Regions from separate parts of the Homo sapiens genome. Here region 2 is linked to region 1. A link is an interaction called in ENCODE POLR2A ChIA-PET data of the cell type or tissue named here. Cell type or tissue: PC-9. All regions are shown on one strand. Links, peaks and the distances in the headings refer to the core of each region. The heading gives the core; the rest is flanking DNA.

Region 1 (8,121 bases), core at 2,621-5,120:
AAGGTGTAAGGAAGGGGTCCAGTTTCAGCTTTCTACATATGACTAGCCAGTTTTCCCAGCACCATTTATTAAATAGGGAATCCTTTCCCCATTGCTTGTTTTTCTCAGGTTTGTCAAGGATCAGATAGTTGTAGATATGCGGCGTTATTTCTGAGGGCTCTGTTCTGTTCCATTGGTCTATTTCTCTGTTTTGGTACCAGTACCATGCTGTTTTGGTTACTGTAGCCTTGTAGTGTAGTTTGAAGTCAGGTAGCGTGATGCCTCCAGCTTTGTTCTTTTGGCTTAGGATTGACTTGGTGATGCGGGCTCTTTTTTGGTTCCATATGAACTTTAAAGTAGTTTTTTCCAATTCTGTGAAGAAAGTCGTTGGTAGCTTGATGGGGATGGCGTTGAATCTATAAATTACCTTGGGCATTATGGCCATTTTCATGATATTGATTCTTCCTACCCATGAGCATAGAATGTTCTTCCATTTGTTTGTACCCTCTTTTATTTCATTGAGCAGTGGTTTGTAGTTCTCCTTGAAGAGATCCTTCACGTCCCTTGTAAGTTGGATTCCTAGGTATTTTATTCTCTTTGAAGCAATTGTGAATGGGAGTTCACTCATGATTTGGCTCTCTGTTTGTCTGTTATTGGTGTATAAGAATGCCTGTGATTTTTGTACATTGATTTTGTATCCTGAGACTTTGCTAAAGTTGCCTATCAGCTTAAGGAGATTTTGGCCTGAGACGATGGGGTTTTCTAGATATACAATCATGTCATAAGCAAACAGGGACAATTTGGCATCCTCTTTTCCTAATTGAATACCCTTTATTTCCTTCTCCTGCCTAATTGCCCTGGCCAGAACTTCCAACACTATGTTGAATAGGAGTGGTGAGAGAGGGCATCCCTGTCTTGTGCCAGTTTTCAAAGGGAATGCTTCCAGTTTTTGCCCATTCAGTATGATATTGGCTGTGGGTTTGTCATAGATAGCTCTTATTATTTTGAGATACGTCCCATCAATACCTAATTTATTCAGAGTTTTTAGCATGAAGCGTTGTTGAATTTTGTCAAAGGGCTTTTCTGCATCTATTGAGATAGTCATGTGGTTTTTGTCTTTGGTTCTTTTTAAATGCTGGATTACATTTATTGATTTGCATATATTGAACCAGCCTTGCATCCCAGGGATGAAGCCCACTCGATCATGGTGGATAAGCTTTTTGATGTGCTGCTGGATTCGGTTTGCCAGTATTTTATTGAGGATTTTTGCATCAATGTTCACCAAGGATATTGGTCTAAAATTCTCTTTTTTGGTTGTGTCTCTGCCCGGCTTTGGTATCAGGATGATGCTGGCCTCATAAAATGAGTTAGGGAGGATTCCCCTTTTTCTATTGATTGGAATAGTTTCAGAAGGAATCGTACCAGTTCCTCCTTGTACCTCTGGTAGAATTCGGCTGTGAATCCATCTGGTCCTGGACTCTTTTTGGTTGATAAGCTATTGATTATTGCCACAGTTTCAGAGCCTGTTATTGGTCTATTCAGAGATTCAACTTCTTCCTGGTTTAGTCTTGGGAGGGTGTATGTGTCGAGGAATTTATCCATTTCTTCTAGATTTTCTAGTTTATTTGCATAGAGGTGTTTGTAGTATTCTCTGATGGTAGTTTGTATTTCTGTGGGATCGGTGGTGATATATCCTTTATCATTTTTTGTTATGTCTATTTGATTCTTCTTTTTTCTTTATTAGACTTGCTAGCGGTCTATCAATTTTGTTGATCCTTTCAAAAAATCAGCTCCTGGATTCATTAATTTTTTGAAGGGTTTTTGTGTCTCTATTTCCTTCAGTTCTGTTCTGATTTTAGTTATTTCGTGCCTTCTGCTAGCTTTTGAATGTGTTTGCTCTTGCTTTTCTAGTTCTTTTAATTGTGATGTTAGGGTGTCAATTTTGGATCTTTCCTGCTTTCTCTTGTGGGCATTTAGTGCTTTAAATTTCCCTCTACACACTGCTTTGAATGTGTCCCAGAGATTCTGGTATGTTGTGTCTTTGTTCACATTGGTTTCAAAGAACATCTTTATTTCTGTCTTCATTTCATTATGTACCCAGTAGTCATTCAGGAGCAGGTTGTTCAGTTTCCATGTAGTTGAGTGGTTTTGAGTGAGTTTCTTAATCCTGAGTTCTAGTTTGATTGCACTGTGGTCTGAGAGACAGTTTGTTATAATTTCTGTTCTTTTACATTTGCTGAGGAGAGCTTGACTTCCAACTATGTGGTCAATTTTGGAACAGGTGTGGTGCAGTGCTGAAAAAAATATATATTCTGTTGATTTGGGGTGGAGAGTTCTGTAGATGTCTATTAGGTCTGCTTGGTGCAGAGCTGAGTTCAATTCCTGGGTACCCTTGTTAACTTTCTGCCTCGTTGATCTGTCTAATGTTGACAGTGGGGTGTTAAAGTCTCCCATTATTATTCTGTGGGAGTCTTAAGTCTCTTTGTAGGTCACTCAGGACTTGCTTTATGAATCTGGGTGCTCCTGTATTGGGTGCATATGTATTTAGGATAGTCAGCTCTTCTTGTTGAATTGATCCCTTTACCATTATGTAATGGCCTTCTTTGTCTCTTTTGATCTTTGTTGGTTTAAAGTCTGTTTTATCAGAGACTAGGATTGCAACCCCTGCCTTTTTCTGTTTTCCATTTGCTTGGTAGATCTTCCTCCATCCTTTTATTTTGAGCCTATATGTGTCTCTGCACGTGAGATGGGTTTCCTGAATACAGCACACTGATGGGTCTTGACTCTTTATCCAATTTGCCAGTCTGTGTCTTTTAATTGGAGCATTTAGTCCATTTACATTTAAAGTTAATATAGTTATGTTTGAATTTGATCCTGTCATTATGATGTTAGCTGGTTATTTTGCTCGTTAGTTGATGCAGTTTCTTCCTAGTCTCGATGGTCTTTACAATTTGGCATGATTTTGCAGTGGCTGGTACTGGTTGTTCCTTTCCATGTTTAGTGCTTCCTTCAGGAGCTCTTTTAGGGCAGGCCTGGTGGTGACAAAATCTCTTAGCATTTGCTTGTCTGTAAAGTATTTTATTTCTGCTTCACTTATGAAGCTTAGTTTGGCTGGATATGAAATTCTGCACTGAAAATTCTTTTCTTTAAGAATGTTGAATATTGGCCCCCACTCTCTTCTGGCTTGTAGAGTTTTTGCCAAGAGATCAGCTGTTAGTCTGATGGTCTTCCCTTTGTGGGTAACCGGACCTTTCTCTCTGGCTGCCCTTAACATTTTTTCCTTCATTTCAACTTTGGTGAATCTGACAATTATGTTTCTTGGAGTTGCTCTTCTCGAGGAGTATCTTTGTGGTGTTCTCTGTATTTCCTGAATCTGAATGTTGGCCTGCCTTGCTAGATTGGGGAAGTTCTCCTGGATAATATCCTGCAGAGTGTTTTCCAACTTGGTTCCATTCTCCCCGTCACTTTAAGGTACACCAATCAGACGTAGATTGGTCTTTTCACATAGTCCCATATTTCTTGGAGGCTTTGTTCATTTCTTTTTATTCTTTTTTCTCTAAACTTCCCTTCTTGCTTCATTTCATTCATTTGATCTTCCATCACTGATACCCTTTCTTCCAGTGGATCGCATCGGCTCCTGAGGCTTCTGCATTCTTCACGTACTTCTCGAGCCTTGGCTTTCAGCTCCATCAGGTCCTTTAGGGACTTCTCTGAATTGGTTATTCTAGTTATACATTCGTCTAAATTTTTTTCAAAGTTTTTAACTCTTTGCCTTTAGTTTGAATTTCCTCCTGTAGCTTGGAGTAGTTTGATTGTCTGAAGCCTTCTTCTCTCAACTTGTCAAAGTCATTCTCCGTCCAGCTTTGTTCCATTGCTGGTGAGGAACTGCGTTCCTTTGGAGGAGGAGAGGCACTCTGCTTTTTAGAGTTTCCAGTTTTTCTGCTCTGTTTTTTCGCCATCTTTGTGGTTTTATCTACTTTTGGTCTTTGATGATGGTGATGTACAGATGGGTTTTTGGTGTGGATGTCCTTTCTGTTTGTTAGTTTTCCTTCTAACAGTCAGGACCCTCAGCTGCAGGTCTGTTGGAGTTTGCTAGAGGTGCACTCCAGACCCTGTTTGCCTGGGTATCAGCAGTGGTGGCTGCAGAACAGCGGGTTTTCATGAACCAGGAATGCTGCTGTCTGATCATTCCTCTGGAGGTTTTGTCTCAGAGGAGTACCCGGCCGTGTGAGTTGTCAGTCTGCCCCTACTGGGGGGTGCCTCCCAGTTAGGCTGCTCAGGTATCAGGGGTCAGGGACCCACTTGAGGAAGCAGTCTGCCCGTTCTCAGATCTGCAGCTGCGTGCTGTGAGTACCACTGCTTTCTTCAAAGCTGTCAGACAGGGACATTTAAGTCTGCAGAGGTTACTGCTGTCTTTTTGTTTGTCTGTGCCCTGCTCCGAGAGGTGGAGCCTACAGAGGCAGGCAGGCCTCCTTGAGCTGTGGTGGGCTCCACCCAGTTCAAGCTTCCCAGCTGCTTTGTTTACCTAAGCAAGGCTGGGCAATGGCGGGCGCCCCTCCCACAGCCTCACTGCTGCCTTGCAGTTTGATCTCAGACTGCTGTGCTAGCAATCAGCCAGACTCTGTGGGCATAGGACCCTCCAAGCCAGGTGTAGGATATCATCTCCTGGTGCGCCGTTTTTTAAGCCCATCAGAAAAGCTCAGTATTGGGGTGGGAGTGACACGATTTTCCAGGTGCCATCTGTCGCCCCTTTCTTTGACTAGGAAAGGGAACTCCCTGACCCCTTGCACTTCCCAAGTGAGGCTATGCCTCGCCCTGCTTCGGCTCGCGCAGGGTGCACTGCACCCACTGTCCTGCGCCCACTGTCTGGCACTCCCTAGTGAGATGAACCCGGTACCTCCGATGGAAATGCAGAAATCACCTGTCTTCTGTGTCGCTCACGCTGGGAGCTGTAGACCGGAGCTGTTCCTATTCGGCCATCTTGGCTGCCCTCCCCTTAGCTGGGAGGATCTTTTGAGACTAGAAGTTTGAGGCTACAGTGAGCTGCGATTGTGCCGTTGCACTCCAACCTGTGTGGCAGAGTGAGATCCTGTCTCAAAAAGAGCAAAAACTGTGTCCTCCAGGTTCATCCAAAGTATCACAACAGGGGTGTGTGTGTGTGTGTGTGTGTGTGTATATATACAATTTTTTAAAATTCATTCACCCATCCATGAACAGATTGTTTTCATATTTTGGCTATTGTGAATAACCCTGCAATGAATAGGAATTTATTTCCTCAAGACATTCATTTCCTCAAGACATTGATTTCTTTCCCTTCATATATACACCAAATAGTGGGATTACTAGATCACATGCTAGTTCTATTTTTATTTTTTTTTTTTGAGAAACTTTCATAGTGTTTACTATATTGGCTGTATCAAATTACATTCCCATCAATAGTGTACAATGTTTTTTTTTCCTCCACATCCTTACCAGCATTTGTTACTTCCTGTCTATTTCATAGCCATCCTAACAGGTGTGAGATGATCCTGTGGTTTTGATTTGCAAATTCCTGATGATTAATGACATTGAGCACCTTTTCATGTACCTGCTGGAATTTTGAAAAAAAGGTCTGTTCAGGCTCTTTGCCCATTTTTAAAGTGAATTACTGGTTAAGCAACCCAAATTTGAAAATCTAAAATCTGAAATGTTCCAAAATTCTAAACTCTTTGAGCACCACCAAGATGCTCGAAGGAAATGCTCACTGGAGCACTTGCTTTCAAATTTTTAGATTTGAGATGCTCAACAGATAAGCGCAATGCAAATATTCCAAAATCTGAAAAAAAAATCACAAATTCAAAGCACTACTCTTTCCAAGCATTTTGAATAAGGGATATTCAAATTGTATTTGTTTTTCCTATTGAATTGAATGAGTTTCTTAGATATTATAGATATTAACCTCATCAGATGTATGGTTTACAAATATTTCCTCCCATAAAGAGTGCATGTTTTTGTATGTGATATTAAATGGGCTCTGGTGGGGAACAATCTAGGTTAAAAATTTTTGTTTTCATGTTTGTACTTTCTTATGTTTTGATAGTGTATTGATACTGCCTTTAAACAAAAAGAAAAAAATGTTATTTTTTAAATATAAGACTAATCATAGAAAAAAGAAAGGCCATAAGGCATAAAAAGAATTTAATGCCACTTTAATAAATAATTAGCAAAAGGTATGTAAAATAGACCGAAGAATCTGAGAAAAACAGCATTTAAAAATTCTGGGAAAGCAGTAAAATTAGGCCAAAAATAATAATGATTGTCTTTGATTTCCCAAACTTAGATGGAATTAATATTATAAAAGTTGGAGGTGAGGTTTTCACAAAGAACAAAGGACTGTTTCCTAAAATAGCAGTTCACAAGCAAAAGATGCATTCTTTTGACTCTTGCATTAAAGAGCTGATTCAGAAGGTAATGGTAAATGAGTCTGAAACCAATTAAAAAGAATCTTTGTAAGAGAGAAGAAGCCATTCTGATTGTTTGCACTTCCAAGTATTTAAATAGTGTGGAGGAGAAATATAAATTCAGTGATAAAAACAACAACAACAATGTATGACCCACTGAAGAAATACTTTGCTAAGAGCCCTACTCTTAGCAAATTGCTCAGGGCAGTCTCTGTGTTTGGGAGCTTCTCTCACTACCCACATGGCTAATGGTGGGGTTCAGACCAACTACCTAAAAAACGTATGCATTGAGCAAGCAAGTGAGACATGGCAGGAAGGAAGAGCATTAAGTCTCTAGAATACACACGTTGGTGATTCTGTGCTGTTAGTTAAAATTCAGAGAAAAAAATCCAAGTCTAACTGTGCATGTCTTTATATGGCAAAGAGGGCCAATCCAAAGATTGGAAACCAAGAGGCAGTTAAAACAAACCAGGAAAAATTAGCTTTCATTTGCCTAACTGTCTGAGATTTCTGCGTCTGATACTCTTTGTATGGTTCAGGTGTCACAACATCTAGAGCAGCATACTGAAGTTAGGGCAAATCCAGAGAAAGTCTGCTAAGTGGATTGGAGAAATAGCTGCAAAGAGTAAGAGGAAGAGTAGGAAATGAGGAAGAAAAGGTGGCAAAAGTGGATGTTAATAAATGTTCGTTTTCCTTCCAGGAAACGGAAACTGTGCTAGACCTTCTCATCAGTTACCTAATCCTCATAGCTCATTTATTTGGAAAGATGAACTTGACCTATTAGTCCAATTTTTATTATTTCTCCACTTATTGAGAGAGTATAGTGTATCCCAGCCCCTTCCTTTCCAGCTGTGTGTCTTTAGCGAGTTATTTGACTTCCTTGTGGTTTCCTCATTTGTTTAATAGGTCTCACAATCAGCATACAAGGAGTTGTTTTGAGAATAAAATGAGTTAAATTGGGGAAAGCGGTTAGGACAGTGTCTGGCTGATAGGAAGCACTCAATAAATGTGAATAATTATAGTGACTAAATAACTTGCCCAAGGTCATATAATTTGTAGGTGTGTCTAACTTTAGGCTTTTTCTATTCTACCATTCTACCATTCAGACAAGGTGCCTGTTTGAATTCTGTGGCCTTGTTTGCTAAAATCCGAATAATCTAGAATGAGGAGGCCATTTGAAATTTGAGTTTTGGCCAAGCCTACTTCCCTTTTACCCAGAAAAGACTACTTACCATAGCTAGTTAATGAGCTTAGAGAAGTCCTTTAGGTTGGATCTTTTGTGGTCACTCTTGGACATGAATGGGGGCTGCTGTTTACAGCAGGCCTGACTCAGATATGTTTCCCATGTTCTTGTGTTGCCACATGTGAGAGAATCTGTTAGATTCATGAAAATGAAAACATTTCCTCTCTCTGAGCTTCAGCTAGCACAAAAGCAAGAACTGAGTGAAGTTGCTCTCATCAGCACTTGTTTTTAAATTAAGAGAACGCATTTTCAAAGGGAGTGGCTAACTACAAGAACCCTTGGCTAAGGTACACTTCAAGGCTTATCATCAGAGGCTCAAAATGTAATTTTATTAAGAGAAAATGTGAACCTAATGTCTCCAAATGTTTTAATTATTTATCCACTGCTGTTTCAACTTGTCCTCTGATGTTAGCCATAAGTCAGACATAGTTTAAGCAGCATTTTAGCAATTAGTATACC
Region 2 (8,121 bases), core at 2,377-4,876, 220 kb after region 1:
ATGCAGTGGTAGTTGATCAGAATGGTCTCTTTTTTTAAAATAATTTAATTACAAGTAATTGTTTTTGAATAATTTTTTAAAATTACAAACAAAAAAATCAACCCATTCCTAAAATCACCCACAAACATAATAGAAAGCACTTTGAAAGATATACCTCTAAACACTCTAAAATGTGTACAGTCTCACATAAATGAAATATTTTAACTGAACTGGACAGGTTATTTCCGGGAATCTTTCTTCCTCAAAATTAAAACAGAAAAACAGTAAAGTGAAGACACACAAACACACGCGCGCATGCACGCAACCCAAAGCAAAACCCATTCCACTACTGGAAATATTCCAGACAGGGGATTGCCTGAGCCATTATTTGTTTCAAATTAGTGATGTATTTATAGTACCTGATATACTCTGGCTTACAGCCAATTTTACGGAAAAAAATCCATTTATAAGTGATTCAAATAAATCATGATTCCTTAATATAATGCAAATACATTATGTAACCATTAAAAATGTAGGTGTCTAGATACACTAAAAAATGGAAAAACGCCAAAGAGACCAAGTTAAAAAAAACAAGGTGCAACTCATCTGTGTTTATGGTATGATCACATTTGTTTAAAACAATATACATAAAATGACTGTATATGCATAGAAATTATCTTCATGATACCCAAGAAAAAGTAATAGCAGTTACTGCTCCTGGAGAACAGAATGAGGATGTCAAGGTCAGATCCAAGAGTGACACTCACTTTTCATCTCCCCCTTTCTCAACAGTATTTCAATTTTATACACAAGCATGTATTATCTTATTAAAAGAGAAAATTTTAACAATGACAAGAAAAAAACCACAGAACTCATGACTGCCATCTAAGTGGCAAAGAAAGATGCCTGCTAAATTTGAGTACATGTTAATAATACATTTTATGGATTACTTTTCTACTAAAATCTACTAAAAAGATACTTAGGCCATTTCTACTGTGAACTTAAATGGCATAAAATATTTACAAAAGCCTTAATGCAAGCACATAAGCTAATTTCAAACAGATCTGGTTACTTACCCTCCAACCCTCACAAATAGTGAGAATTTTAGATGCAGATTTCTTGCTGAAAAGTCATACAAACCACTTCTTCAACCTACCCTCTGCCCCACAATCAGTTCCCTAAAGCACAAACATATGATACTTACAATTGATTTGAATGATTGAGAGAGAACTTAAGTCACCCTTGTTAAAACTGCACTTAAATGTTGCGACAAGCTGGAACATTTATCTTCCACTCATCTTAGACTCCATTATCACCAAGCGAAAATTTGAATTGGTGACTTATAGAATGATCAGACAGAAAAAATTCACCTCCAGGATTGGATGGAAGCATGAAGAAAATAATGCCTCATTTATCTAAATGGTTAAATGAATTTGCTAGAAATGATCAGTATATCTTTTTTCAATTCATAAAATGTCTTACTTAGGCCAGCCCACTGTTCCAACACATTATCTTCTGGCAGGCACTCTGTGAAGCTGTCCCACATTACTTTCTACTGCAATACCCAGGGACAAAGTGTCATAAAAGTAACAAGTGTCAAGTCTCCTTGTCTTTTATGTAGGTCTTTTAAAAATGAGGCACAGCGCCTTTTCCTTCACTTTGAAGAGCACAGCAACAGTATTTCCAAAATGAATCTGCTCTCCACAGGCCCTCCCAGCCCCAAATTAAAATGTTAAATAGTACAACAAAATCATCATAATATTCTTTGAACTTAGAAAAAAAAACCCAACTATTTCAAGGCACATTTAATTTAATATCAAGAGTGCAATACAAAAGGCCCAAATACAATGAAGGAACACATTCCCCCATTAACACCAACGACAATGCTCTTTCAAACATGTGCCTGTTGAATGGAATGGGGATTTCATAAAATTCACTAAAAAAAAATGCAGTGAGTCTCATCACAGCTAATATCCTTATACAATCTAGTTGTGAAATGAATGTTTATAATGCTTCAAACAGTTTCAACCTGAAGTTTGATACCACACCTTCATGTCTGTACAGTCCTCAGTAAGTTTATCTACAGTTTTTGCAGCCATTCAAAGAACAAACCATTGAATAAAACCACATTGATTAAGGCTCAAGCAAGTAATACAGAGCCCCAAACTAAATGGTTAAATATATGTGCTACTTGTACGGACATCTATTATTTGATTCTCTCATGACTATCAAAAGTTGTTTCTCAGCAAATAAAACCTTTAAAGGCAAAATTCACCTCATTTGAGTTTTGACCCAGAAGTACAACAATCATGAAGTCCACAGTCTTATTGGCAAAACTGATACACAGTGTCTCTAAGTCACTATGCTCAAGGTTAAGAGCGATGCATATTCCATTTTTACATTTTACTGGAATTTTACATTTTCACTTCATGATTTAAAATCTCTAGGTTTTCATTCCTTCAAACTGTCTGAAGACACAGTGTGCCACAGACTTAAGACTTCTGTTTCTCCCTCTATTTTCTTCAAACAGAAACATTTCTCAAGTGTCTACATGTTCTAGAAGGGGAATTTTTCGGAGGTGGCCACTTCTTCGGAATAGTCCGATGCCATCAGGCGTCTGAAGCAAGGGGAAGGGGAAAAGAAAAAAGCTGAAACACAAGGTTCATCTGGTAAGTTTTACATTAAACATTACAAGCTGGACAGTGTAAGAATGTGGCTTTTTTTTTTTTTTTTTTTGGCTCAAAAAGTCTGAGTCTTGGTGTGGAAACGAGTACTTGGTTGTCCCACCACAGCTTTCTCGTAGTGGGACTGTCAGGGAAGTCTTAACTGGGGAGGATGATTTGTTTACCTATCAGGCGTAAACTTCCAGGCACTCAGTTCATTTTGGGCTTGTTCCAGTTTGTCTTTAGTCTGTTCCAGTTCACCTTTCATTTTTAGGAAAAACAAGTTGATCGCTGGGTCTACCATTGTTGATCTCAGTTGGGCAACGCTCGGCTGCTGGACTTGCTTGAGGTACTGGATTTGAGTAGTACACTCTTGCATCTCTTGTTCCTTGGTTGCTAGTCGCATTACAAGGATGTTTTCCCTGCGTGCAGACTCTTGCTGTTGTTGCTTTAGTTTTTCTTCAGACTCTCTTAGGCCAGTTACATCATTAGAGTTTAAGATCTGTATACTTGCCCTCCAAAGCTTGTACGTATGCTTCATATTGTTTCCATCTTAGAATTAACTCATCTGTTGCCATAACTTTGAAGTCTGTTTCACTCAGTCGAACTTTCTTGGGAAGAGGTTCTTCTCTGGTCATCTTGAATCGAAGAGTCGCCTTTCAGGCATGGCGGGCAGTCACTTGCCCGCCGCCGGGCCCGCCAGGAGAGGAAAGGTGAAGGGAGGGAGCGAGGCCGCCGGCCTAGCCCGATCGGAGCCTCGAGGCGCAATAGAGCAGCTGCTCCCCGGTAACACGCCCCGTCCTTTCCGGGGAGCCTGGTGCGAGCTCCGCGGGCGCCGGAGCTCAGCAAGCCCAGAATGGTCTCTTTTGCTAAGAGTTCACGATCTATTCCAACCATTCTCCTGATGCCAAATTTGGCACTTCAGACATCACTTATCCCTCACTCTCTGTTTTTTTTTTTTTTTTTTTTTCTCCTTGGTTTTTCCTAAATTTCAGAGGTTTTCTTGTGAACCAGAAGCAGATTGTTTCTTCACATACTCTTGGCTTAAATTCAGGAATAAGTCAGCCATCCAGCTCCAGATATCCCAGAGCTGAGCTCAATGATCTCTCATAAGAGCCATGAAGAACACCTGATCATGAATTCTCTTCCACAGGGCATTCTGCTAATGCCTCCCCACCTCTTTCTTCTTGCAGTTTCAGGCATCTTCATTTAAGTATTTTATTGTTATTGTTAATCAACCAAATGATGTTCATCTTTATCGGCAGGCAGTTGGTGACTGCATTTTTAGGTCACCGTGATTCTGCAAATGTGTATATTTTATCCAGATTAGATAATCGTGACTGTAAAACACAGGACAGTTCATTGATTAATTGATCATCACAGAGTGAGATCTCTTCTTTTTAACATACCAAGGCAACTAAAGTCTGATTATGTCATTTGCTATCACATATTAGATTGGTAATAGTTTATAATTCGTATCTGTATATTACTTACTGCTTAAGTAACTGGTAACAAAAACTGTGTTCTTTAACCTTATTCTGAATCATCAAGTCAGTGAGCTTTAGATAAGGATAGCTATAAATGTAGCTCTTTCCACATCCATAAGCATGGATAAAGACAGGATTATGTAGAACAGAGAAAAATAAAACCCCTGACCTCACACAACATTAAGATCTTTTTAGGAAAAAAAAAAGGAAAAAGTAGAGCAGATATCCTGTGGAACCTTCGTGTCCTTCCATTCTTGGAGGTAAAAGGCTGAAGCCAATCTCAAACCACAGGAAACATTTTGACTTGGAGTTACAGTGACTGAGTTTAAGTCAACAATTAGCGCCAGTCGTCTGTTGGCTCAGCAACCCATATGGAAATCAGTCATAATAAATTATTTTCTATGGTCTTTCTAATCTTACACAAAGTAATTCTTTATTGCCTTACTAGGTTTATTAAAAAAGGATTTTGATGGCTCTAAATAGCTATCAATTAACTTTCTATTTCCTGTTATAAAATGTGAACATTACAATAGTCTTGAGTCACCCATGAACCCAAGGGAAAAAATCACTTTCGTCATCTGACCTCCTTTACATGGGGCATAAATGTGGCCTTTATATATTGCTAATCATAACCACAATAGGACTAATCATGTTCTGATACCAAGTTAACTTGAGGAATTAGAAGAGTTCTTTCTAAGTCTTTAAAAATCTGAATGCAACCCAGAAGTTACCCAGAGGAAGTCTTTTTTGGAGGGCTTGGTTTTGGCAGAACCGAGTCTGAGGAAGGGGCCTTCTGTGATTGGTGGCACTCTGGTGTTGCTTCATATGTTGCTCTTAAAAAATATTGAAGTTTCTGTTGAATTATTTTTCCTAATGATGAAAAACAGCTGAAATTAATGAATGCTGTGAATTTAAATAACATCACACCATTAGTCATAAATATCTCAATAGTAAACAAGCATATTACCATTAACATTTCAAATGATCAACAGAGCTGCTCAAGCTACACTTTTTTACTGGGCAAATTTATCAGTTCAAGGTTGGCTCATATTATTGTGCCTTGTCAATTCATATTATTTGGCTGCAAGATACACCAACATATTTTGTTTTGAATAACTGCTAGTTTTTCTAAAGTGATCTATTTGGGAAGGAGGTGGCCAGAGGGAGGACTGAGGAAATATAGTTAACCTAATTACAATATTGTGTTATTTTTCCTTTTAGTAATTTGTACAGGATGTCTTCAAATGTCTTTCTGTAAAGAAAATGTAGGCTTTTTCTTTATCAGTCAAAGTAAATGAAAATGCTAATTGATTTTAAATGAAATTATTTAGGTTAATTTTAATTTTTTGATGTTTGAAGGCAAAGTATCCCTATGCACATATAAATGGTGCAAGTCTGACATATGTAAGACTATTTGGTCAGATCACCTAAGTTTTATGAAGAAGGCTGTGTGGTGGGGGCCCTCAAAGGAAAGGCAGGGACTAATGTTTCCCCCACGGCATGCTGCTCTGCCTTGCTGCATGGGAGTCCCAGCCTGCAATTCCTTTCCCCCATTTGATGCCTTAGGGAAGAGCATCCTATTTTCTGTCAGCATCTGCTCAGGAGTAACCTCCTTTATGAGACCTTCCCTAATTTTAATATTTTGAGGTTTTCTACCACTCAGCTTCCAGAGTCTCAGTAGCATCTCTAGTAGTGGGCTCATCTGATATTATGTACATATCTTTCCCCTATCCCCTTCTTCTGACTAAAAAATAAGGAAATATTTAAAAAGTCTATGGCCCCCTTAGGGCAGAGATTGTATCTTATTCCTGTTTCCCTCTTTATATCCCATGGATTTAGTACTGGCAGCTGTAGATACTTCACAATGAAAAGGCTGTTCCTAAATGGAAGTCATTTTGTAGAAGTGTGATCTTCTTTCAAACATGGTTACTATGCTGGGAAATACTGAAATTTCTTACCATTTAAACCAATTACTTGTATGATTCTCTTATCTGTCACGGTTAACCTTTGTTCATAATGTTGAAAGGTTTAAATGCCCTATGAAAGGTGATATGGTTTGGCTGTGTCCCCACGCAAATCTCATCTTGAATTGTAGTTCTCACAATCTCCACACATCATGGAGGGGGGATCCAGTTGGAGGTAATTGAATCATAGGGGTGGTTGCCTCCATGCTGTTCTCATGATAGTGAGTGAGTTCTCAAGAGATCTGATGGTTTTATAAGGGGCTTTTCCCCGTTTGCACTTCTCCATGCTGTCACCATGTGAAGAAGGACGTTTGTGTCCCCTTCCACCATGATTATAAGTTTCCTGAGGCCTCTAAAATCATGCTGAACTGTGAGTCAATTAAACCTCTTTCCTTTATAAATTACTCAGTCTCAGGTATGTCCTTATTAGCAGCATGAGAACAGAATAATATGAAAGGGATGAGGCATAAAAGTATAAGAATCATCCCTCCCTAAAGTTGAGCGAGTAGAATTTTTCCAAATAGATAAATAATACTTCTTAGTTCGTTGATCATTGATGTACATAAACTGTGCATGCTTATTTAAAATAAGGGATGACATAGATAGGTTGTTTTTTAACATTAATGTGTTGTAGATTGGCTGAAATACTTATTGAAAATGCAGATTCTCATTCATCAGGGCTAAGTGGGGCTCAGCCATGTGCATGTTAAACAAGGATTCCATGTAAGTCTGACAGTGGTGCCAGCCAACTGTACTTTGAAGACACACTACTGTGGATGAGAAGCTTATGTGCTTAGGAACTAGTTTTCACATATGTTATTATGTACTTCTGTATGACTTTTTTTTTCTCTCATCCGCTTAGAATACAACATCACCAGGACAAAGACCTGATCTTTTACTTTCTTCTCAACTCCATTGCACTGAATTCAGCACTCTACCCTTATGGTACCCTCAGGGCAGGCATGGATGGAAAATCCTTTCAGTTCTTAGTTTATATGAGGCTGGGAGAAAGGGTGAAATCTGAGGTGGGTAACAGAACACAGAGGGCTTCACTTTTCTCAGGTGTCATATAAATATTTCTGGTTTTTAGTATCTGCACATACTAACAGAGCAGACGAAAGACAGTACTTGTGAGTCAACACACATTTATGCCCATCTTCATAAAATGCCACTGCCTCAGACAGCATCAGGGCTGTTGATCCAATATCAATCTACTGGCACCCGTATATCACTGCCATGCTTAAAGGCTGTCATTCCTGGAGTCAAGCCTTACCTGACTCCAGGGATGAGCCTGAACTCTGATCCTCACTGATAGGCTCCTTGTGAGGGGCTCCTGCCTTTCTTTCCAGCTTCAACTATTTTACCTGCCTCAGATACACCACTGTCCAGCCATATGTGACTTCTTGGAGGTTCCCTAATATTGTAATGAGCTCTTTTGCAGTGTCCATGTACATACCACCTCCTACCTAAAAGGACTTTACAACTTTGAGTTCCCTGTTAATGCCTACTCAGTCTTTAATGCTCAATTCCATTATCACCTCCAATGGGAAGCCTAAAGTGACAAAGCCAACTGTTCTGATGTGTTTAATTTCTCTCTTTTCAAATGCTCATCAGGCTATCATAAAAAGCTAACACTAGCTAACCTCAAATATATTAGCTCATTTAATTGTTTTAACAATCCTATGAGGCATTTTTCCATTTTACAGATGAGTGAACTGATGCATTGAGAGGTGAGGTAACTTGCCCAAGTCTACACACCAGTAGTAACTAAAAGAGTTAGGATTCCAATTGATGTAGCCTGTCTCTTGCCCCAAGCTCTAAACATTTACACCACAACTAAATAGTCTTTTACTTGTGTGCCTTCTCTACTAGGTGAAGTATTCTTTAAATACAGGAGCCATGTCTTATGTTTCCCAGGATTCCAATTTCCTAGAAAACTGCCTAGTCCACAGTAGATATTCACTTATGCGTGATTCGATAAGTCCTTTAATGAAATCACATGACTTTCACCTTGGCCAGAATTGCAAG

Evidence for each region. Peaks named below come from ENCODE experiments on the same cell type or tissue, not always from the same donor. Only the 100,000 strongest peaks of a DNase experiment are listed, where the experiment ranks them.
Region 2: POLR2A ChIA-PET joins it to region 1 with 14 read pairs; 2 of 35 experiments call an interaction of 5 or more read pairs at or near these places.

Annotation. Positions count from the first base shown.
Region 1 is chr6:51,188,845-51,196,965 of GRCh38, forward strand. No RefSeq gene overlaps it. Among named protein-coding and RNA genes, the nearest start is that of TFAP2B, 370 kb to the left of the region's middle. In PC-9, for the core only: no CTCF peak of the experiment used is centred there; no DNase peak of the experiment used is centred there; H3K4me3 peaks cover 719 bases.
Region 2 is chr6:51,407,258-51,415,378 of GRCh38, forward strand. LOC105375085 (a long non-coding RNA gene) reads right to left here and starts at 1,422. Exons shown (of 3, transcript XR_926868.1): 1 at 1,184-1,422. It also overlaps the pseudogene WTAPP2. In PC-9, for the core only: no CTCF peak of the experiment used is centred there; no DNase peak of the experiment used is centred there.